2 separate regions of the Homo sapiens genome follow, and region 1 is linked to region 2. A link is a loop called in an ENCODE intact Hi-C map of the cell type or tissue named here. Cell type or tissue: heart right ventricle. All regions are shown on one strand. Each heading gives the region's core, and the rest is flanking DNA. Links, peaks and the distances in the headings are about the cores only. Region 1 overlaps BNC1 (basonuclin zinc finger protein 1). Region 2 overlaps BNC1-AS1 (BNC1 antisense RNA 1).

Evidence for each region. Peaks named below come from ENCODE experiments on the same cell type or tissue, not always from the same donor. Only the 100,000 strongest peaks of a DNase experiment are listed, where the experiment ranks them.
Region 1: it touches region 2 in a loop (4-fold over the local background); 3 of 110 quality-filtered maps call a loop at or near these places.

Annotation. Positions count from the first base shown.
Region 1 is chr15:83,259,718-83,271,013 of GRCh38, reverse strand. It overlaps BNC1 (basonuclin zinc finger protein 1), which reads left to right. Exons shown (of 5, transcript NM_001717.4): 2 at 2,782-2,881; 3 at 3,943-4,178; 4 at 6,199-8,063. Among named protein-coding and RNA genes, the nearest start is that of BNC1-AS1, 19 kb to the left of the region's middle. In heart right ventricle, for the core only: no CTCF peak of the experiment used is centred there; no DNase peak of the experiment used is centred there; H3K27me3 peaks cover 961 bases.
Region 2 is chr15:83,318,024-83,329,319 of GRCh38, reverse strand. It overlaps BNC1-AS1 (BNC1 antisense RNA 1), which reads right to left. Exons shown (of 3, transcript XR_932542.3): 3 at 10,657-10,896. Among named protein-coding and RNA genes, the nearest start is that of BNC1, 39 kb to the right of the region's middle. In heart right ventricle, for the core only: no CTCF peak of the experiment used is centred there; a DNase peak (open chromatin) is centred at 5,681; H3K27me3 peaks cover 1,661 bases.

The DNA of each region.
Region 1 (11,296 bases), core at 2,239-10,238, 58 kb after region 2:
GTGAGCCACTGCACCCAGCCTGTGTTTTAATAATATTTTTATTGAGATGTAATTGACATACCATGAAATTAACTTACAGAGTGTACAGTTGAGTGGCTTTCAGTATATTCATAGAGTTGTGCAGCTATCACTGCTATCTAATTTTAGAACATTTTCATCACCTCAAAAAGAAACCATGGTCAAAATTTGAAACTTCTGTGCTTCAAAGGATACCATCAAGAAAGCGAAGATAACCCAAGGATGGGAGAAAGTGTATGCAAATCATATATCTGGTAATGCACGTATATCTAAAATATATGGGGGTCTTGTATAACTCAATACTAAAAAGGTAAACAACCCAATTTAAAAATAGGCAAAAGATCTGAAGAGACATGTCTCCAGGGAAGACATACAAATGGCCAATAAGCACATGAAGAGATGCTGAGCACCATTCGCCATCAGGGGAATGCAAATCAAAACCACAATGAGATCTCACCCACAGTCACTAGGATGGCTCTAATGAAAAAAACAGACAATAACAAGTGTTGATGAGGATGTGGAGAAATTGGAACCCTCATACGTTGCTGGTGAGAATGTAAAATGATACAGCTGCTTTGGAAAAGTTTGGCAGTTTCTTAAAACATTAAACAAGAGTTACTATGCAATCCAGTAGTTCTAGGACTATACCCAAGAGAAGTGAAAACATGTGTCTACCATATTATTGTACATGTTCCTTTTGGGGAAGATGAAAATGTTCCAAAATTAGATTGTGATGATGGTTGCATAACTCTGTGAATATGCTAAAAATCATTGAATTGTACACCTTAAATGGGTGAGTTATATGGTATGTGTGAATTGTATCTCGATAAAGCTGTTTTTCTCAAAGATGAAAACAAACCAAACAAGAACACACTCCCTCCAACTACTACCCACTAGCAGTCACTTCTTATCCATACCCTACTCTCCACAGCCCCAGGTAACTACTAATCTGGTTTCTGCCTTTATCAATTGGCCTGTTCTTGACATTTCATGTAAATAGAATCACACAGTCTGTGACTTTTGTGCCTGGCTTCTCTCACTTAGTACATAATATTTTCAAAGTTCATCCATGTTGCAGCATGTATCAGTATTTCATTACTTTTTATTGTTCAGTAGTATTCAATTGAGTGGATATATCACATTTTGTTTATCTGTTCATCAGTTGATGGATGTTGGGGTTTTTTCTACTTTTTGGCTATTGTGAATAATCTGCTATGAACATTCATATACAAGTTTTTGTAGACATGTTTTTGGTTATTTTGGGTATACAACTAGGAGTGGAATTTCTGGGTCATATAGTAACTCTATGTTTAACTTTTTGAGGAACTGCCAGAATGTTTTCCAAAGTGGCTGTACCATTTTACAATCCCACCAGCAACCAATTTTTAAGTGGAGACTGATCATATACTCCTTAAAATGAATTTCCCAAGTCTTCAGCTAGATTCTCCTTTCCCTCTCCCCCATGCAGGGCCACATAGTCCCTCAATTGGCAGATTAGAGGTTTAAACCTTAATTGTAAGGCTTTTTTATCCCTCCTCCAGATGCGCGCGCACACACACACACACACGCACTTCCCAGTTTCAAGACTCTTGTGAATCATACAAATTCTACCCAGCAGCTCTTCCCAGGAACCTCACTGACAAAGCTGCTTTGAGGGCTTTTTCTGTTTAATAATAGATTATATTCTTCAGTACTGTATCTCCTTTGAGAAACTCATCTTAAAAATATACGTGAAGCTTTGTGGGTTTTGTCATTGTTGTTTTTGTTTTTTTGAGAGGGAGTCTCGCTCTGTCGCCCAGGCTGGAGTGCAGCGGTGTGATCTTGGCTCACTGCAACCTCAGCCTCCCGGGTTTAAGCGATTCTTCGGCCTTAGCCTCCCGAGTAGCTGGGACTACAGGCATGTGCCACCATGCCCGGCTAATTTTTGTATTTTTAGTAGAGATAGGGTTTCACCATATTGGCCAGGCTGGTCTTGAACTCCTGACTTCGTGATCCACCCACCTTGGCCTTCCAAAGTGCTGGGATTACAGGCGTGAGCCACCACGCTCAGACAAAGCTTTGTTTTTAATACTGGAACTTTGTTGGACATGTACATCTCTATTTTCAATTTCAGCTATATTTTTGTACATTCTATGCCCCCACATAAAACATGGCACCATAACATGCAAGGGGCATTGATGCAAGGCTTGTTCAGCCTGTGTCTGTCTCTGACAGTCACATAGTTCAGTGAATGGCGTCAGGGAATCATCCTCAGTGTAGTCAGCTATTACATGTTCTCAAATCTTATTTGTATTTTCAGCTTCTACCATATCTGTGGGTGGGGGGAAATAAATTTTATATGTAGATTACTCTCAGTTCATATTATTCTCCCTTTTACTTGTTCCAAGACAGCTTCTGTATACTTTCCAGGGTTGCTGCTTTAGTCAACTTAGAAATTTGGTGAAAATATGTTTACCCTTTCTATGAGCTTAATAACAGTGCAGGAGATTTCATTCTAACCCATAATCTTTTCTTATAAAAAGTTCTGATGTTTAAACTCATTCTTGAATGTGGAATATCTGTGTAATGTGTTCACGGTCTCCAGGTGCAGGGGTGGCTGCTCATCTTTCCAGAGTACAATATACACTTCTGGGCCTGGCACACAGTGGGCACATATTGCTCAATAAGTGCTGCCGAATGGAGGAATATGTTTTGTTTGAAATACAATGAATGTTTCACACATCACTTACATGCTCCACATACCTGTTTTCTCCTCTTTTTCAGGCTATCAGCTGTACTCTGAACTGTAGTTGCCAAAGTTTCAAACCCGGGAAAATAAACCACCGTCAGTGTGACCAATGCAAGCATGGATGGGTGGCCCACGGTAACTTTATTTTTCACCCTCTCTTGGCCTGTAGTGTTACCTCTAAGTAACTTAGAGTTATTCAGGAACTGATTTAATATCTTAAGAATGACAACTAACTAGTAAACTAGTAAGTTACTAGCATGTCCCAGGTAACAGGCTAAGATTCAAAGAGTCTTGAATCTTAACTACTCTATATGGGAAGTGTCTTATTAACCTCATTCTAAAGATGTAGAAACTAGTGCTTCATTGCTATCATTCTGTAATGATAGAAGTATTCTGTTCTATCTATTACAGCCTCTAGGCTAGGATTGCCAGATAAAATACAGAACGCTTAGTTAAATTTGAATTTCAGATAAACAACAGATTGTTTTTTAGCCTAGGTATATCCCAATGAATATTTTTAGTATATGTATATCCTACCCATTCATTGTTTATCTCAAATTTACGTTTGGATTTAACTGGGAATCTTTTTTTATTTGCCAAATCTGACAACTCTACAGTAGTCACTTGTGGCTACTGAGTACTTGAAATGTGACTAGTGTAACTGAGGAATGGAGTTTTAAATTTTGTTTAATTTTAACTTAATCTAAATGTAAATAGCCATATGTGACTGATGGCTATTACATTGGACAGCGTGGCCTTAGGGGGGTTAATTTGTTAAGCCCCACAACTAGAAAATGTCAAGCCCCACAACTAACGCTCAAACTCAGGTCTCTCAGATTCCCAAACCCAGATTCTTTACCCCCAGACTCTATGCTTCCTGATTAGCTATTCTCTTGATTATGCACCTCCCACCTCAGTTTTTACCCCTTTTCCTTATTCCTTCCTTGTTTGTGACTATTTCTTTCCTTAGCAAGGCCACAAGAAAGGGAGAAAAGTCTCAGGCTAGTTCATGTATTTTAGAAGTTCCTGTAAATAATTTGAAGTTTCATAGCTATTAAGGTATTTAATCATTTGTATATTCATGTATTTTCTGTGGAATAAATAACCAAGAATTGGTCCTAACCTACTTTTTTTTGCAGTGTTTCTCTTACAATTAGAACTTTTCAAAATGACATTTCCTCAATTTGATTTTTCAGCTCTAAGTAAGCTAAGGATCCCCCCCATGTATCCAACAAGCCAGGTGGAGATTGTCCAGTCCAATGTAGTGTTTGATATTAGCAGCCTCATGCTCTATGGGACCCAGGCCATCCCCGTTCGCCTAAAAATCCTACTGGACCGGCTCTTCAGTGTGTTGAAGCAAGATGAGGTTCTCCAGATCCTCCATGCCTTGGACTGGACACTTCAGGATTATATCCGTGGATACGTACTGCAGGTACAGTAAACATGAACATTGTCCTCCTAGGGTGCTTTCTGAAATTTGTGCCCATATAACTGACGTAACCCAGTTACCTCCCAATGCTACAGCCCTTGGTGGCCATCTTTCCCTTTAATACTTCTTTTCTAATGGCCTAAGCCCCTACCTCATGTTCTTGGGGGGAGTCCAAGGCTTTCCTCCAAGATACCTATGAAGCTTTAGGAGCATTACATATTCTCTGATTTGGCTTTTACTAAACTACCTCTTCCACAATAAACCATTTGCCCCATTTCAGGTGCTGCCTCCATGTCTTTCATTAGTCCCAAACTACTTACTGACACAAGATCTGTCTGTATCAGATTTTACTGAGAGTTTGGGATTGAGAAAGGGAACTTACATGAACCACACAGCAAACAACTTATAATTTCATAGCACACCTTCCTGTTCTTTAAAGCCTTCTGCCATCTCACTGATGTTCTTCCTTCTTAGGCTCTATTTTTTATATTTCTGTGTTCATGTATGCATTTGCTCATTCTCAATCTCTCTCTCTATATGTGTGTGTGTGTGTGTGTATGTCTCCCTCCCTCCCTCCCTCCCCACACCCCAGTTTTCTTTTGGCATCTTCATATATTCTCTTCTTTTCTCCAGTATTCCAAGCCCTTCATCCTCTCTGTCCTCTTTATTTTGCAGAGTAGTTTACCTCTGTTCCCAGATCATGCTGAGTGTGTAGGCTTCATGTTTCATTTCCAAAGAGGCTATCAAGGTGTTTTTAGAAGCAAAGAACATGTTTCCTGAGATGAAGCATCATTCCTTTAAGATATGAAACAGCTACAGCATTGTATTTTCTTGCCATTACATTAGAAAATGTCAAAGTTTGGTAAAAATTTCAATGAAATGGGAGGCGAACATATTTCCAAGACCAACATAGATGTCAGTCTTACTGAGGTAGGCCATGTAATTAAAATGAACACTAAAAACAATTTTGTAGACCTAGATCCACTCCCAATAATCTTAAGCTTAGGCATATTATCCCCATTTTCCAGTCAAAAAACCAGAGACTTAGAGTGCCTCAAAATCATGCTGAAAGTCATTTCACTAGTATGTGGCAGACCCAGAATTTGTACTCACTTCTTTTTAACTCAAAAGACCATAATCTTCCCCTGTAAAAATGTTTGCTCACCTCTAGTGCAGGACCCCCAGCAGACTAGAAACAACCGTTTATGTAGAGTAGCATTATGACCTTACGTTAGGACATAGATCAATATTTAATGATCCTAATAATCTTGCTTTCTAGTGTTAGGATTAAAAATATGGAATCAATTACCTTGAACCTCTAGTGCATGAAAAATTTATGATGTTACATTCTTCATCATCTTCAAAACTCTTACATGCACTGTGAAAAATCTCAGTAGGCCATCAAATACATGTTCTGTGATAAAATATTTATTGTAGTTTTGGGAAAAGTTAGGCCTTGCTAGAGTTTGAAAGATCTCCAACACTCCAGTGTAATTACAGCCCTGCTTTGTGAATGTGTGCAGTAGATCAATACAGTTCATTTGTTTTCTGATGTTAGTTGCTTAGGAAGATTATTAAACTTGCAGCAAATGAATACTTGAGCTGCATCTAGGCCTGATTGTTCCATCTATTCTCTTTAGATAAAGAAGTTACTATTGTTCAAATGATACATATTTTAATTTTAGCAGGGAAAATTATTATGTCTAATGCTAGACAAGCAATTGGTCTGAAATGAGGTGAAAAATAATCACTACATTTCCCTGACTTCACTTGAGTAATATGGTTTTATTTGTCTCTTTTGCACCAATTGTAGGACTACTGCTAATATTTGTGCAGCTTATGTTCTGCACAAAGCTTCTGGCCTGGGAGAGTAGGGTGAGCAGGGACTAAATTCCCCAAAGCCCTGCATTCATCTTTTTCCTATATGCACAAAAGTATCCCATAGTCTAGTGGACTACATTTTTAGAGGAAAGGGTAAGGAGTTGTAAATTGATCACACTTCTAACATCTGGTTTGGGTTTAGGATGCATCAGGAAAGGTGTTGGATCACTGGAGCATCATGACCAGTGAGGAAGAAGTGGCCACCTTGCAGCAGTTCCTTCGTTTTGGAGAGACCAAATCTATAGTTGAACTCATGGCAATTCAAGAGAAAGAAGAGCAATCCATCATCATACCACCTTCCACAGCAAATGTAGATATCAGGGCTTTCATCGAGAGCTGCAGTCACAGGAGTTCTAGCCTCCCCACTCCTGTGGACAAAGGAAACCCCAGCAGTATACACCCCTTTGAGAACCTCATAAGCAACATGACTTTCATGCTGCCTTTCCAGTTCTTCAACCCTCTGCCTCCTGCACTGATAGGGTCATTGCCCGAACAATATATGTTGGAGCAGGGTCATGACCAAAGTCAGGACCCCAAACAGGAAGTCCATGGGCCCTTCCCTGACAGCAGCTTCTTAACTTCCAGTTCCACACCATTTCAGGTTGAAAAAGATCAGTGTTTAAACTGTCCGGATGCTATTACTAAAAAAGAAGACAGCACCCATTTAAGTGACTCCAGCTCATACAACATTGTCACTAAGTTTGAAAGGACACAGTTATCCCCTGAGGCCAAAGTGAAGCCTGAGAGGAATAGCCTTGGTACAAAGAAGGGCCGGGTGTTCTGCACTGCATGTGAGAAGACCTTCTATGACAAAGGCACCCTCAAAATCCACTACAATGCCGTCCACTTGAAGATCAAGCATAAGTGCACCATCGAAGGGTGTAACATGGTGTTCAGCTCCCTAAGGAGCCGGAATCGCCATAGCGCCAACCCCAACCCTCGGCTGCACATGCCAATGAACAGAAATAACCGGGACAAAGACCTCAGGAACAGCCTGAACCTGGCCAGCTCTGAGAACTACAAGTGCCCAGGTTTCACAGTGACGTCCCCAGACTGTAGGCCTCCTCCCAGCTACCCTGGTTCAGGAGAGGATTCCAAAGGCCAACCAGCCTTCCCAAACATTGGGCAAAATGGTGTGCTTTTTCCCAACCTAAAGACAGTCCAGCCAGTCCTTCCTTTCTACCGCAGTCCAGCCACGCCTGCCGAGGTAGCAAACACGCCTGGGATACTCCCTTCCCTCCCGCTGTTGTCCTCTTCAATCCCAGAACAGCTCATTTCAAACGAAATGCCATTTGATGCCCTTCCCAAGAAGAAATCCAGGAAGTCCAGTATGCCTATCAAAATAGAGAAAGAAGCTGTGGAAATAGCTAATGAGAAAAGACACAACCTCAGCTCAGATGAAGACATGCCCCTACAGGTGGTCAGTGAAGATGAGCAGGAGGCCTGCAGTCCTCAGTCACACAGAGTATCTGAGGAGCAGCATGTACAGTCAGGAGGCTTAGGGAAGCCTTTCCCTGAAGGGGAGAGGCCCTGCCATCGTGAATCAGTAATTGAGTCCAGTGGAGCCATCAGCCAAACCCCTGAGCAGGCCACACACAATTCAGAGAGGGAGACTGAGCAGACACCAGCATTGATCATGGTGCCAAGGGAGGTCGAGGATGGTGGCCATGAACACTACTTCACACCTGGGATGGAACCCCAAGTTCCTTTTTCTGACTACATGGAACTGCAGCAGCGCCTGCTGGCTGGGGGACTCTTCAGTGCTTTGTCCAACAGGGGAATGGCTTTTCCTTGTCTTGAAGATTCTAAAGAACTGGAGCACGTGGGTCAGCATGCATTAGCAAGGCAGATAGAAGAAAATCGCTTCCAGTGTGACATCTGCAAGAAGACCTTTAAAAATGCTTGTAGTGTGAAAATTCATCACAAGAATATGCATGTCAAAGAAATGCACACATGCACAGTGGAGGGCTGTAATGCTACCTTTCCCTCCCGCAGGAGCAGAGACAGGTAAGGCATCTGTAGGCAATCATTTTTTCTAAGGCAGTGGCTCTTCAAGTTTAACATGCATCAGAATCACCCGGAGAATTGTTAAAACACAGACTTCTGAGCCCCACCCTAGAATTTCCACTTCATTAGATCTAGGGTGAGGCCTGAGAGTTGGCATTTTTAACAAGTTCCCAGATGATGCTGATGTTACTATTCTGGGGGTCACAGTTTGAGAAACACTGTTGTATGAATTTTCATATTTCAACATTCATGAATACAAGTTCCCAGATGATGCTGATGTTACTATTCTGGGGGCTACAGTTTGAGAAACCGTTCTATGAATTTTCATATTTCAACATTCATGAATTTTTACTTCCAAAAACCTAACCTAATTTGGCTGCAAAACCTGACCTGAAGTGATGTGAGGCTACTTGTAATCTTCTTTAATCTCCTTTTGTGTGGATTTATAAATACATATATAGTACAAATAGTAATGGATTTATTATAGGGCATTAACAATGTTTCATTATATGCATCATTCTGCCTGTCTGAAGTCTGAGAAATTCTGAACTCAGAAACACATCCGGCCACAAGGGTGTGGGATAAGAAATCATGAACTATGGCCAGGCGCGGTGGCTCATCCCTGTAATCCCAGCACTTTGGGAGGCCAGGGCGGGCAGATCACAAGGTCAAGAGATCGAGACCATCCTGGCCAACATGGTGAAATCCTGTCTCTACTAAAAATAGAAAAATTAGCTGGGCGTGGTGGCATGCACCTGTAGTCATGTCCCAGCCACTGGGAAGGCAGAGGCAGGAGAAACGTTTGAACCCGAGAGGCAGAGATTGCAGTGAGCTGAGATCATGCCACTGCACTCCAGCCTAGCGACAGAGCGAGACTCTGTCTCAAAAAAAAAAAAAAAAAAAAACATGAACTAGTTGTCACATTAGCAGGTTGAGTAAAGCGTAAACAACTATTTGAATAAGAGTGAGAAGGGAGCTTTTTAAATTGCCACTATAGCGTCCCAAAACGTGACTCATTTTCATTTGATAATATGAAATCCATAGAATAAAATATTTTCCTTTATTTCTAGTTACCCAGCTACATTTGAAAGGAAGAATCACTGCTTGATTGAAGGTTTTTTAAATATTAAGTTATAAAAGAATAAAGGTGATTGGCAGGTTGTTTCAGGGACTGTGATTTCTGGTTGAAAGATCCTGAGTTTTCATGACACACACACGCAGGCAAACTGTTTACAAAGTCCCCCGCTATAGAGCATATCTCATCACCGTGGGGATAGCAGTGGTGTTACTGTCTTGCTTGTGCTTTTCTTCATGAACTTGAGTCACCTAACCACTCTTCAGGTCACCTTCCTCCCTAGCCTATAAATGGAAGAGCAAGCATACCAAAAGATGGCCCCAGGAGGCTTATGGAAAAGATCAGCTGCCTGATGAAATGGAATATGATAAATGTTAAATGGTACACTGAATATTAAAATGCTACATTTGCAGAAACAAGCTTGACTTGAAGCAGTTCAACACCACCACTTGGTCCAAGTTGTAATGCCTAATTTGTTAAGAGGGTGAAAATGTACAGACTCCCACACACATTCCTGGACAGGGCTCATAAGAACATACTTATTGTCTTTAGCAAAGAGGATAGAGCACAGGAGATATTAGTTAAATGTTTATATTAAATCAGTGTTTCTACTGATAGGATGTTGAACCAAACCACCAAGGCACCCTAATTAGTGAACCAGTCCTTCTTCAGCCTCCAAGAGGAGGAGTGTTTGTTCATGAATAAGCTGTTGCTACAGAGACAGTCATGTTGGTCATATTATCTTTGATATTTATGATACTGTTCTATCCTACAATATCTACTAAATTGGAAGGCATATTGGATTCAAGATACTTTTTCATTTGATATTTATTTTTTCATAGATTTAATATTTCCTTATGTTCTGACCTATTTGTATTAATAGATCCGAGCCTTCCCCCACCACAACAGGAAAGCATCTTGCGTTATAAATTAAAACCACTAATTAGTCTAGAACTTGAAATGCATTTTACCTAGAATCTATGATTTAAGTTACAGTATTTTAAATTTGACTTTGTGGGCAGGCCCAGACCTGACACCATTTCTCTCAGTCAGAGATTGAGAACCACATTCCTGTAGGGACATTTAACTTCTCTTTGAGCCACTGCTACTGCCAGCAACAGTTACCAAGACCCATCAGGAAGGGACTGGGACAACACCCTGGATGCTTATTTACCCAGCAAATATTAAGAACTGTCTATGTTAGGTGCTGGGGACATAATCCCTGCCCATAGAGGCCTTCTGTAGTGGAGGAGACAGACCAGAAACAGGCAATTACAGTTGAATGTGATTACTTCTGCAGTGAAGGAAATGTAGGCTGTTGTGGGAGGGCACCTTGAGAAGTTAAGGAAAGCTTCCTGGAAGAAGGGATATGTCTACACCAGTAACTCTGAAACGTTTTGGTCTTATAACCCCTTTACAAATACTTAAAACCTAAGGTTACTCAAGAGCTTTTCTCTATTTGGGTTATATCTATCAAAATTTATCATATTAGAAATTAAAAATTTAAAAATTGTAAAACTTTAAATTATATATTAACATATGTTTATGAAAAAAACCCTACATTTTCCAAAGCAAAAATTTAGTGAGATGAGTGGCTTTGTTTTACATTTTTGTAAATCTCATTAATGTCTGACTTCGTAGAAGACAGCTAGATTCTCATATCTGCTTCTGCATATGCTCTGTTGCAAAATTGTGTTACGTAGCCTCTGAAAAACTCCACTGTTCACTCATGAGACAATGAAAGTGAAAAAGGCAAATAATATCTTAGTATTATGAAACTTTGACTTCAGGAACCCCCTGAAAGGGCCTCAGAGATCACTAGGGGTGCTCAGACCACACTTTGAGAACCACTGGTCTCAACTAATCAAAATAGAAGCCAAGAGGAAGAGTTGGAGGGGAGAGGTAGAGGTTGTAGGGTTGAAGGGAAGAGATGGAGACATGGGCAGTGAGTACAGGATTAGGAGAGTCCTAGAAACCAAAGCCTGGCACATGATCCAGAGGGTTTTTACAGTTGTAGTAGTTACTGGTCTTAGGGGACATGGCACCTCAGGAAATGTATCTAACCCTCTAAGGCTTGAGAGGAGCGAGAGCCCACAAGTTAGCCATTAGTATGCATGGAATACTCAGGAGTTGAGTATGAGTCCCAGAGGTTTGCTTT
Region 2 (11,296 bases), core at 2,160-10,159:
TGGAAGTCAGTGTGGCGATTCCTCAGGGATCTAGAACTAGAAATACCGTTTGACCCAGCCATCCCATTACTGGGTATATACCCAAAGGACTATAAATCATGCTGCTATAAAGACACATGCACACGTATGTTTATTGCGGCATTATTCACAATAGCAAAGACTTGGAACCAACCCAAATGTCCAACAATGATAGACTGGATTAAGAAAATGTGGCACATATACACCATGGAATACTATGCAGCCATAAAAAATGATGAGTTCATGTCCTTTGTAGGGACATGGATGAAACTGGAAATCATCATTCTCAGTAAACTATCACAAGAACAAAAAACCAAACACCGCATATTCTCACTCATAGGTGGGAATTGAACAATGGGAACACATGGACACAGGAAGGGGAACATCACACTCTGGGGACTGTTGTGGGGTGGGGGGAGGGGGAGGGATAGCATTGGGAGATATACCTAATGCTAGATGACGAGTTAGTGGGTGCAGCGCACCAGCATGGCACATGTATACATATGTAACTAACCTGCACTTTGTGCACATGTACCCTAAAACTTAAAGTATAATAATAATAAAAAAAAAAGAAAAAAAAATTTGTAAAAACCTCATTCCCTTCCTTCCAAAAAAATCTTAAATAAAATATAGAAAGAAGAAAAGAAAGAAAGAGAGAGAGAGAGAGAGAGGAAGGAAGGAAGGGAGGGAGGGAGGGAGGGAGGGAGGGAGGGAGGGAAGGAGGGAAACTCCCCAAGGCCACACAGCTGTAAGTGCCACAGCGTGAGTGTAAACCCAGGAAGGCTGGCTTCACAGATGATGCCCTTAATGGCTGCACTACTATTCAGAAGCAGTGATCCAGTAAACATTTAGCTTCCTATGTAGGGCTTTGCCATTTTTATTCCAAATTCAGGGGCAGATTATGAAGCCAAACCCTGGAGGACAGAGACTCTGAGCTCAGCAGCAAACAATGCCCTCAGGCAAAAGAAATAAGGCACAGTTCTCCCTGGATGAACATACTGAAGCAGACATGGCATCATTTCCTCTAAAAACATCTTTTCTGCCCATCTCCTCCTTGTCAGTTCTTCCATCAGGAAAATGGGCACATATTAATACAATGTGCACCCATGGCAATAGATGCAAGAACTAATTAGTGCCTGAAACGTGTGTCAAGATTCTCTGCTAGAGGTGCTATAATAAGGGCAAAGTATTCTCATATAAATTCCAGTTTTGCATCCTGTGGCCTGTTCCTCTCTGGGCAGGAGGTGGTGCCCTGTCTTGTTGAGATCTGATCTCTAAATGCAACCATGTGTTTTCTTTCATCCAAATGACTGTGCTCATCTCGGGAGCAGCCTTTAATTTTCTTCTTGGAACCGACGACCATCCTTACTTACAGCAACAAAAGGTCCCCAGGACGGTGAGGTAAGATTTGAATTAAGATACCTTGGCATATTCCACTCCACAGCAATTAAGAGGCAACAGGTTTTTAGCAGCACCCACTCTCTTCAGAGCAGCTACCTTTTGTCTTAAGAATCCCTGTCTATCATGTTATCAAGTTGTCCTGATTAAGCAGCCCCCAGTGGCTGGCTCTCTGCAAGGTGGTAAACCAAGTAAATGTCACAGATGGGACCTCTTCCTCCAAGGGCCCACCCTTATGGGGTAGCCATGGGATTATCGGCCTGGCTCCACATTGGTGACTTCAAGTACAGCCATGGCCACATGATTCAGAGGGGATGGCTATCCAGTTGGCCCATGATCCAGTTTCTTCCTTACTCTCACCTGCCACTTGGCCACTGTTGTTCATTAGCATCTCTCCCAGGAATAGAGGAGAAAAAGGAAAGGAGAGCCAATATTTGCTTGTCCATCTGGCTCCCCATCAGCAACTCTGGTAAGTGTGTAATCTGATGGAACCATGGTCCAAGGTAGAATTTGGACTCTTTCCCTCACCCTGCCCCTTGTCAGGCATGTGAACTCCTGTTATGGCTTCAAGTCCCAGCCTTCTCTCAGGCCCCCAGGCAGTCAGAAGTTAGTCACTCCCTCCCTGGCTCCTGGAGACCCTCTCCAGGACTTGAGAACACTCATCACATTGTGTCGTAATTATCAGGGCCCTCGTCTGTCTGCCATTGGATGGGAGCTCCGCGAGGTTGGAGCTGCATTCTTTCATCAGCTTAAGTCCCAGAGATTCTGGGCCCAGTGCTTGGCCATGACTGGAGTGTAAGAAATGTATGTTGAATGCACAAATAAACCCAAATGGCCCTTCTTTGCCATTTTCTCAGAAAATCAAGAGTTAATACTCCAAGGGATTTTATTTTTTATTTTTTTTGGCTTGTTTGTCTGTTGCTTTTAAGAAAACAACATCTCAGGATTTCTGGAGACAGGCAGGGTGTTTTAACAAAATGATTCATCTCATTCATTAAGTGAACATTTTTTGACTTTCTGTGAGTACTGGGCACTATCTTTGGTGCCAGGGAAGCAAAACAGACAAAAACCTGCTCTTGGGGTACTAACATACTAGTGGTGATATTTTTTCTCAGGTACTGGCATTCCTCCATAGTTTCCTACCTTATATTTACCTCTCTAGCCCTTTTCCCTGAAGACAACAAACCATCTAACCAGTTTCCACCAAATAAACAAAATAACCAGGGTACAACTATAAAATAAATACATATGTAAAATAGTAGGCTCCCCTTTTGGAGCTTTCAGTGCCCCCCACCAAAATCCATGCTGTTAACTAAGGAGCTTTTTAGGAGACAAGGTGTCAGAGGAAGGCAGCAACCTCAAAGTGCAGGGAAAGCAGACAGTAGGACAGTGAGTGAGACCTTCCCCGAGCTCTGATCACCTCGTTAGACACAATGGCAGCCAAAGATGGTTTGGGTCACCCAAGGAAAGACAGGGTACTGCCCTCATCCCATGCCCTTCAGGGTTCAGGCTTCCAGAGCCTGGACATCTCCATTTGTACTCCCTGGAATGTGGAGACATGGGCCTCCCTCACTGCAGTCCAGATGGAAGCTGATCTCTGAGAGGCCACTCATGGTGAGTGAGTGAGGCCTCCAGCCAGGCGGTGAGGTTGAGCTGAAAGAAGAAAGTTTCCTAAAAGTAAAACCCAGACCTTCGCCGGGCATGGTGGCTCATGCCTGTAATCCCAGCACTTTGGGAGGCCGAGGTGGGCGGATCATCTGAGGTTGGGAGTTCGAGACCACTCTGACCAACATGGAGAAACCCCCGTCTCTACTAAAAATACAAAATTAGCCAGGTGTGGTGGCACATGCCTGTAATCCCAGCTACTCGTGAGGCTGAGGCATGAGAATCGCTTGAACCCAGGAGGCGGAGGTTGCGGTGAGCCGAGATGGCCCCATTGCACTCTAGCCTGGGCAACAAGAGCAAAACTCCATCTCAAAACAAAAACAAAAACAAAAACAAAAACCCAGACCTTCTTGAAGACTACTTTGAGATCTTAAAATGCATATGCATACAGAGAGGGGGAAGAGGGGCTGTGTATATTGTCTAGGGAGGACAACAAAAAGAAGACCTGGCAGTGGAGATGGAGGAAATAGACAAGTTGAGGAAATAGGAATGGGAACTGTGTTCTAATAGTCAGGGTTCTCCAGAGAAACAGAACCAATAGTGTGTTGGGAGTGTGCGGGTACATTAAGAGATTTAAAGAATCGTCTCACGTGATTGTGGGGGCTGGCAAGTCTGAAATCTGTAGGGCAGGCTGGCAGGCTGGCAACTACAGTAAGATTTCTGTGTTAGTGTTGAGGCAGAACTCCTTCATCTCTGGGAAATCTGTCTTTACTCTTAAGGCTTTCAACTGATTGAATGAGGGTACCCAGATTATTGAAGGCAATCTCCTCTACTTAACGTCAACTAATTGTAGATGTGAAGCATATCTACGCTAGTGTTTGACCAAAGAAGTGGGCACCATAGCCTAGCCATGTTGATACATAAAATTTAACCATCACATGTGAAAATTAAGTGAAGTCCTATGGGTATTAACAGCATGAAAAGGAGTCTTGGGATGATGACAGTGAGGAAACAGAAACTTGTAGATAGGGACCCATGGGATGGGGGTGGGGAGCATGAGAAAAGGTTAACTATAAGCTCCTCACTTTGCAGATTAGCTGAAACTCTAAAAGGATTTATTCAGTCCATTGCACCTAGGTGATCAGGGAAGCTCCTCCTAGGCTGGCATCTTGCCTCTAGCTCCAACGTGTCTGAATCCAGCGTGCAAAGCCTGGTTTTGAGTGGGGAGGCAGAACAGGAGACTAAACCACCTTTGGTTCTGCCTGAGTCAGGTCTTTAAAGGGAAGATCATTTAGTTTATCTAAAGAGCTGTGAATTCCCACAGCCTTAGGCAGACTCATATTCCAGTGTAAGCACAAAAACAAATTCTAAAGCCAAGTAAATGACTGGTGATGAGCCACAGGTATGTATTATCATGACCATTGCTTTACCCTGTGAATTTTCTCTGTGAAGGGAGGGGAATCCACCCCAAAAATATGAGGTTTAGACAACTTTTTGGGGACTGTTTTTAGTGCTTGGTACTGAAATGGTGACTGGCAGACAGGTCAGTGCACACAGTGTACTGCTGATGACCTAAAGGAAAGAGATACATTATGCATGACAGTTTCTCTGGTGCTTGCAGCTCTAAGGATCAGCTTTTAAGCAAGCAGAGCTGTGATTTCTATAAAGGAAGATCTCTGGGTAGACAGGAAGGCCATAGTTTTTGATGAGGTGAAGTGATGACTGAAGTAGATTTGACTTTCCCAGCGTCTAGGTAGGAGGAGAACATGTGTGTGTGTCTTTGCCAAAAATGGCAGCCTAACAAGTCTATCGATGGTGTCCTCATGCAGTATCAGTGAATTCTGCAGAGGCTGGGAGGTCTGCAGATGAAAGCACTGTGGAGTAGAGCCCTCCATGGCCTGGTTTCTGAGCAATTGGTGTGAACAAATGCTAAGAAATGTTTCCACATCTGCCCAACCATATTTGCCCATGAAAACTACGTACCATGACTTCTGCCTCAGTACAATATTTGCTGCTATTGGCCAACCAAGGGGTTGTGGGTATGTATAGGCTGCCCTGGGATGTCTCTGTCCTTGTCTCTTCATCCATGTGTCTTTCTCTGAACGACATTATGTGTGGTTGCCTGCTTCCTCTCAAACACACAGAAGTGTGTGTGTGTGCACATGCACTTGTGAGCAAGTAGGCATACACATTTCCTTCTTTGTAATCAGAGCAGGTAGGATTCTTGTAAAGTCTGTCTCAGTCAGTTTAGAACATTGGGACAAATTCTACACTCAGATCTTTCTATAAAGGGGAGGGGCAGGTGGAGGCCTTGGAGGCTTACCAAGGGGCACAGAGGGGTATCCTTGCAGGCAGCATGGGCTCCTGGAAAGCCACACCAGGACACAAAACTCAGTCACTAAACAGTTTTTCCCAAACAGCCTGCCATGCAGTTGCATTTGCGATTATTCAAAATAACACGGAGCAAAAAGGCACTGCACCCATGTTCCCTGGCAGCTCACTGAGGTCTCTTGACACACTGCTGGGTACAGGAAGGGGCGTTTCTGCCACTCCATGTAGTTTAAGCACAGATGTTCCAGGCAGCCTCAGAATCAAGCTGACACATCCCACAGCATGACAACTGTGGCGCGAGGTTCTCAGGAAGGGCTGAGTGTGAGCATTAGGTCACTGAGCTCTGTTACTGTTTAACCAGCCTCAGCCTGCGTCATGGTGACACACATCTGCTGACTGGACGCATCGGTGCATCGTGCTGTAGGCTGACTGGTGGGCCATGCTTGAAAGACTCCTGGCATGTACCCCTTCCCGCATTCTTCACTCTTGACTGAAAGCATATGCTCTACACAATTGGGATAGTGTTAGCATGTGGGTCCGAGGCAGCTTCCTACACATCTGGCTTAGGCTGGTTGAATCGCTTCCCCTGGGAGGGTGGCTTCCAGCTCTGTGACATCTGGCCAGTGGCAGGAAGTGTCTGGATTCATCCCAGAGTGAATTTTATCTCCACATGCTTTTCCAATTTCATCAGGGCCTCCATGCTACATTCCGAATGACATGTCCACATTTGCCATGGACAAGAATGACAGATGGAGAAAAATCATCTTTGACCCTTAAAAGTCAGTCACATTTTATAAGATAAGAGCTTGGGCACAAAAGGTATTATAGGAGAGAACTCCAGAGATGGCTTGAAATATTACATAAGTTATACATGATTTAGCTTTTGGAAATAAAAGCGCCTACCCAAACTGCTGGCATAGCAAAGCAATGAAAACAGCATTTAAAATTTTTATTTTTCTTTTTTTATTGAGGCATAACTTACATAGAGTAAAATGCACAAATCTCAAGTGTGCCCCCTGATGACTTTTTAATTTTTACACATGCACATACCCAAGAAGCCACCACCCAGACCAAGGTTTAGGACACTCCCAGCACTCCAGAGACTCCCTTATTCCCCTCCCTTCACGGTGGACAGCCTACCCGCAAAGGTTCTCACTGTTCTGGTCTCTATCACCATAGAGGCATTTTTATTTTGGGGTCTTACTGGTTTAACAGATATCTCATCATAACACTCTGTAAACTTCCATGCACTTGCATGAAAAGTCAAGTTTCAGAAGAAAAGGTTTTGTAACACTCTATGCTCCAGCATGTGGCGATCTTCTCTTCCTATATCCAATGTTTCACAATTGAAGAAGAACCTATTCCTGGAGGAAAACTTTTTTTGCCTTTAGCTATGAGGGAGAATTCTGGATTTGTTCTTGTTTCTGAAGCCCATCAGTATCTTGCAGCTGTGTTCATGCATTTGTAAATGTATAGCCACATGCCTTTAGGTCTCCCCTCTTTGAAGGACACCCAGGCCCCAGGCCAAGAACCCCAGCTCTCAGCCTTGCTCTGCCTCTTCCCGGGTCTTGCACCCAACCAGGAATGAGGCCCTCGTTGCAGCTTGCTCCTCTCCAGTTAAAAAAAAAAACAAAAACGCTTAGTCAGACCCAAAGCTAGTTGCTGCAGGCCCCATTCGGTCCTCAGGAAATACCAAGAGAAAAGGCTGCAGGAGAGAGGATTAAACCCTTCTAAGTGTTCGGATACCGTATATCTAACTTCAGCAGCTGTTTCATTAGATTCAGTGGGCACAGCTCCCCACTTTGCCTGACCAGCTGCTCTCTCTCAGAAATCCCCATTGTTGCAAGGAACTGACTTGAGGTATACTCATCTTAGCAACATGGACACACCTTTTCTGGAGGATTAGCCTCTTTGCCACTCTTCTTTTATTTTTAGATGTGAAAGCAACCACTGGGAAGGATCTGGGTTGAGTTTTGGGGGGCAGGGGAAGGAGGCCTTACCCACAGGAAGGAGGCAGTGCTGATGGAAGAGACCTGAAGAAGGAATCTCCATGGAACCGGGGCTGCTTCTGCCCAAGTACAGCACTGACGCTCAATGGGACCCTGGATAGGCCACAGTTTCTCCACCCCCAGTTCTCCATCTGTAAAACGCGGTGCTTAAGTGAGACCAGGCTATTGTATAAAAAGACTAAACGCAGAGCTCTTTGGCTTAGAGTAGGGAGTGTGGGTTTTTGTACTTCCACTGTGTGTTTAGCACCTCCAGGAGGACTTAGGCAACATGGGACTCCATAGATAACCAAAAATTCCTACAAATAGGAGGGAGAGGGCATGCTTTGCCATGTGTGAAAAGGGTAGTCTTTTCCTTCTTGGTGGTCACTGTCCACACATGCCAACTGCCAGCAGAATGACTTTCCAGAGCCTTGTAGTATTTCAGGGGCTGGTCTTTTGGTAAGACAAGAACATCCCGGAGAGAGAACATTCAGGGATGCTCCTTGTTGCTGTATCATGGGATCTTTACTCTCAGACCAGGGCCTTGCCAGCATGCCAGTCTACATAACGGGCTCTGGTCACTGAGCAGAGGCTATCTTGTTTAGAACTACTGAGACAGAACTTTGTCAGAATTTTAAAGGCAGCAGAAAGAATTACTCCATTTGGTCTTTTTATCTATCAGGCTGCTCTTATCCAAGCACTTCATATTACTGAGAATTAAATTCATCTTTTAAAATGTGCCCCATGCAGCTTCCAGAATGATTAATCCTATTTATATATATATGTGCTGTAATGCAAATGCTCTACAACATAGTGGGTTCTGATGTTCACATCCACTTTTGCCCCCACTGAGGCTCTCAGCTGTATGTGGAAGGAGAATTCTCTCACATGCTGGTTGCATCTTGTTCTGTCATTGTCTTGAGTTTACATCATCCCCATGTCCTCTTCTGGCCCTATGCCATGCCACATTCCACATGGATAATATGAGAAAGTACTCCTCCTGGTTGTTCACTGCTTTCACATCAATAGCAAGGGGCTCTATCTCTCTATCCATAATTGCTCAGAGTTTACACTCTAAGCACATCTTCATCAACACAATTCATATAGCTCTGGGTAGACCCATACCTAATGGCTACTGTGCACATGCCACGAGTTCTGGTATGCACAATGCAAAATGTCCACTACATGGCTCCATCAGTGCTCTGTCTTTGTGCCATTCACTTCTTGCCCATAAACACTTGCTTCATTCAGCAGTCTACATCTCTGATTACCACTGTGACCATGAGGGAGGTTTTACAGCATCTGTTTTTTTGGTGGAGGGAACTATTTCCAGGCTGAGAACAACTTGAAAATGTCTCCCCCACCGTGCAGATATCATCAACTTTACCAAGCTTCCTGTGGCAAACATTCCCAGGAATTTGTTGCTTAACCATTTCACAACCACCCTCTGTGGGCTGCAGTACTACGTAAGATCGTTTGGAATTGGTTTGTTTCGGACCATCCTTCATTTACTTTCATCCTCAGTGGTGTGGGACAGTGACTTACACATAGAATTGATATTCAATGGATGAATGAATGAACTTAGCATCTTTTAACTTAAATCAAATCTCAATTTCAGATGATGTTAGTGAAAAATAAAGCTGCATCTGAAGTTAGGTTTATTTACTGTAGAAAAAAGCCGCCATGCTCTTTAACAACGGGGATGTTGGTGGGAAGAGTGCTGGATGAAGACTTGTTTTTAATTCCTCTGATATTCATCAAATCATTTTAATGAAGTGGGCTATTTATAGATAATGCCAACCTCTGTGACTTTTCTCATTTCCATTTCATCCTCAATTCTGAGTGTCTACTTATGTCTATTATCCAGGACCCACCCTCCAGGAACCCCTCCTTGATCTCCCTGAACTCCCCTCATCAAGGTATCTCCTCGACTTTTATGGCATTCTGCCCTACATCCCAGCCCCCAGGGGTCCTTGCCCTTTCCGCTTGCTATGCTTGAGAAAACTCCTGGAGAACAGGGCAGGGTTCAGAGCTTTGCACACCATGGGCAGTCAGTGAACAAGCAGGAATTAGTGGTTCCAATGGGAAGCATTTCGTGCTGCCTTTTAGTAGAAGTAATTCAGATGAGCTACTGGAAACATTTATTTAAATTATTTTTACAACTTTCTGTTTCTTCTTTTCCATATTGGAAAAGTAAACCATAGAAGATAATCTGCATATTTGTTTGTCAATCTTTGGATGTACGTATCTTAAAACTTATTTTTATGTGTTCCTAGTTGAACTATTTGTAATAGGCCAAAACTGGAAACCATCCAAATGCCCATCACTAGTAGAATGGATAATAAGTAAACTGTAGGATTTCACACAATAGAATAACTGCCCCTGTAGGGCAATTATAATGAGCAATCTACAATTACATGCAACAATTTGGATACATCTCATAAACACAATGTTGAGTAAAAGAAGCCAGGTACAAAAGAGTATGATTCCAGTTATTCCATTAAGGAATAAAACAGGCAAAACTCTTTGCTGCTAGAGGTCAAGATACCCTTTGCAAGGGTAATGACTAGAAGGGGGCCTGAGGGGAGTTTCTGGGTGTAATAGTGAATTTTTTCTTGATTTGTGAGCTGGCTACACAAATTTTCAGTTTGTAAAGACTTGTTGTATGTAACACTTATGATACAGGTACATCTCTCTGAGAAGATCTCTGCCACATACACTGTCTCTGGAGAGATCTTGGCCTGGGTCCTCTTTCCAGATAGATGTCAAGAACCAAAAGGTGTCAGGACTCAAACTCTGCCAAAATGGCACTGTATCCATGTGTTATCTATTGCTGTGTAACAAATTACCCAAACACAGTGTTTTAAAATAGCAAACATTTATTATCTCATAGTTTCTGTTGGTCAGGAATTTGGGAGTGACTTAGCTGTGTAGCTCTGGCTCAGAATCGCGCATGAGATTGCAGTCAAGGCATTGACGAGGGTTACAGTTATCTGAAGACTTAACAGGGCATGTGGAATCCACTTCCAACAGGACTCATTCACATGGTCAATGGCAGGAGGCCTCAGTTGTTCACCATGTGGATCTCTCCATATGGCTGCTTGAGGGCTCTCACAACATGGCAGCCGGCTCCCCCCAGAACAAGTGAGAAGGAGCACAAGGAATAAGCCACAATGTCTTTGATGAGTTAGTCTCAGAAGCTACACACCATCTTTAATACCATATTCTATTCATTAGAAACAGGTCACTAAGTCTAGCCCACCCTCAAGGGAAGGGAATTAAGGTCTACCTTTTGAAGGGGAAAAAGTATCAAAGAATTTGTGGACATATTTTTAAAACCACCAAAATCCACCCTCTGACCACAAATTATTTACATTCTTCCCATATGTAAAAGATACTCACCATCTTCCAAGGCCACCAAAAGTCTCATCCCATTCAAGCATCAGCTGTAAGTCCAAATCCCATCATTTACATCAAGTCCAGATGCGGATGAGGGTCCTCAGTTGTAGTTCCTTAAGTACAGCTATTTGGGTACAAATCCTCTCAATCTGAAGACCTGTGAACTACAGATACAGCTATCTGCACCCCCATCCACACACACCCAACATACATATGATGGTGGGACAAGCATGGACACCCACTAGAGAAGCTCCTGTTCAAAAGGGGGTAAAACAGGAGGCATGCAGAAGTTACTGGTCTGTAGCAGTTCTGAAATCCAGATGGGCAAATGTTGGAAATTCCTTGATTAGGATTCAGTTCTATTGCTGCTCAATGGGGATTTTCATGACTTTTGGCTCCATTCTCTGGACTCTTGGTCCCACCCTCTGGTTTTCCTTCCTTTTTCATGAGAAGTAACCTATGTTTGCAGCTGCATAGTTATCTCAGCTTGCTTCTCACCAACAGAATTCTTGGAGTCTAAAAGCCTCTTTTTATTTTGTACTGTCTCTGTCCCTTTC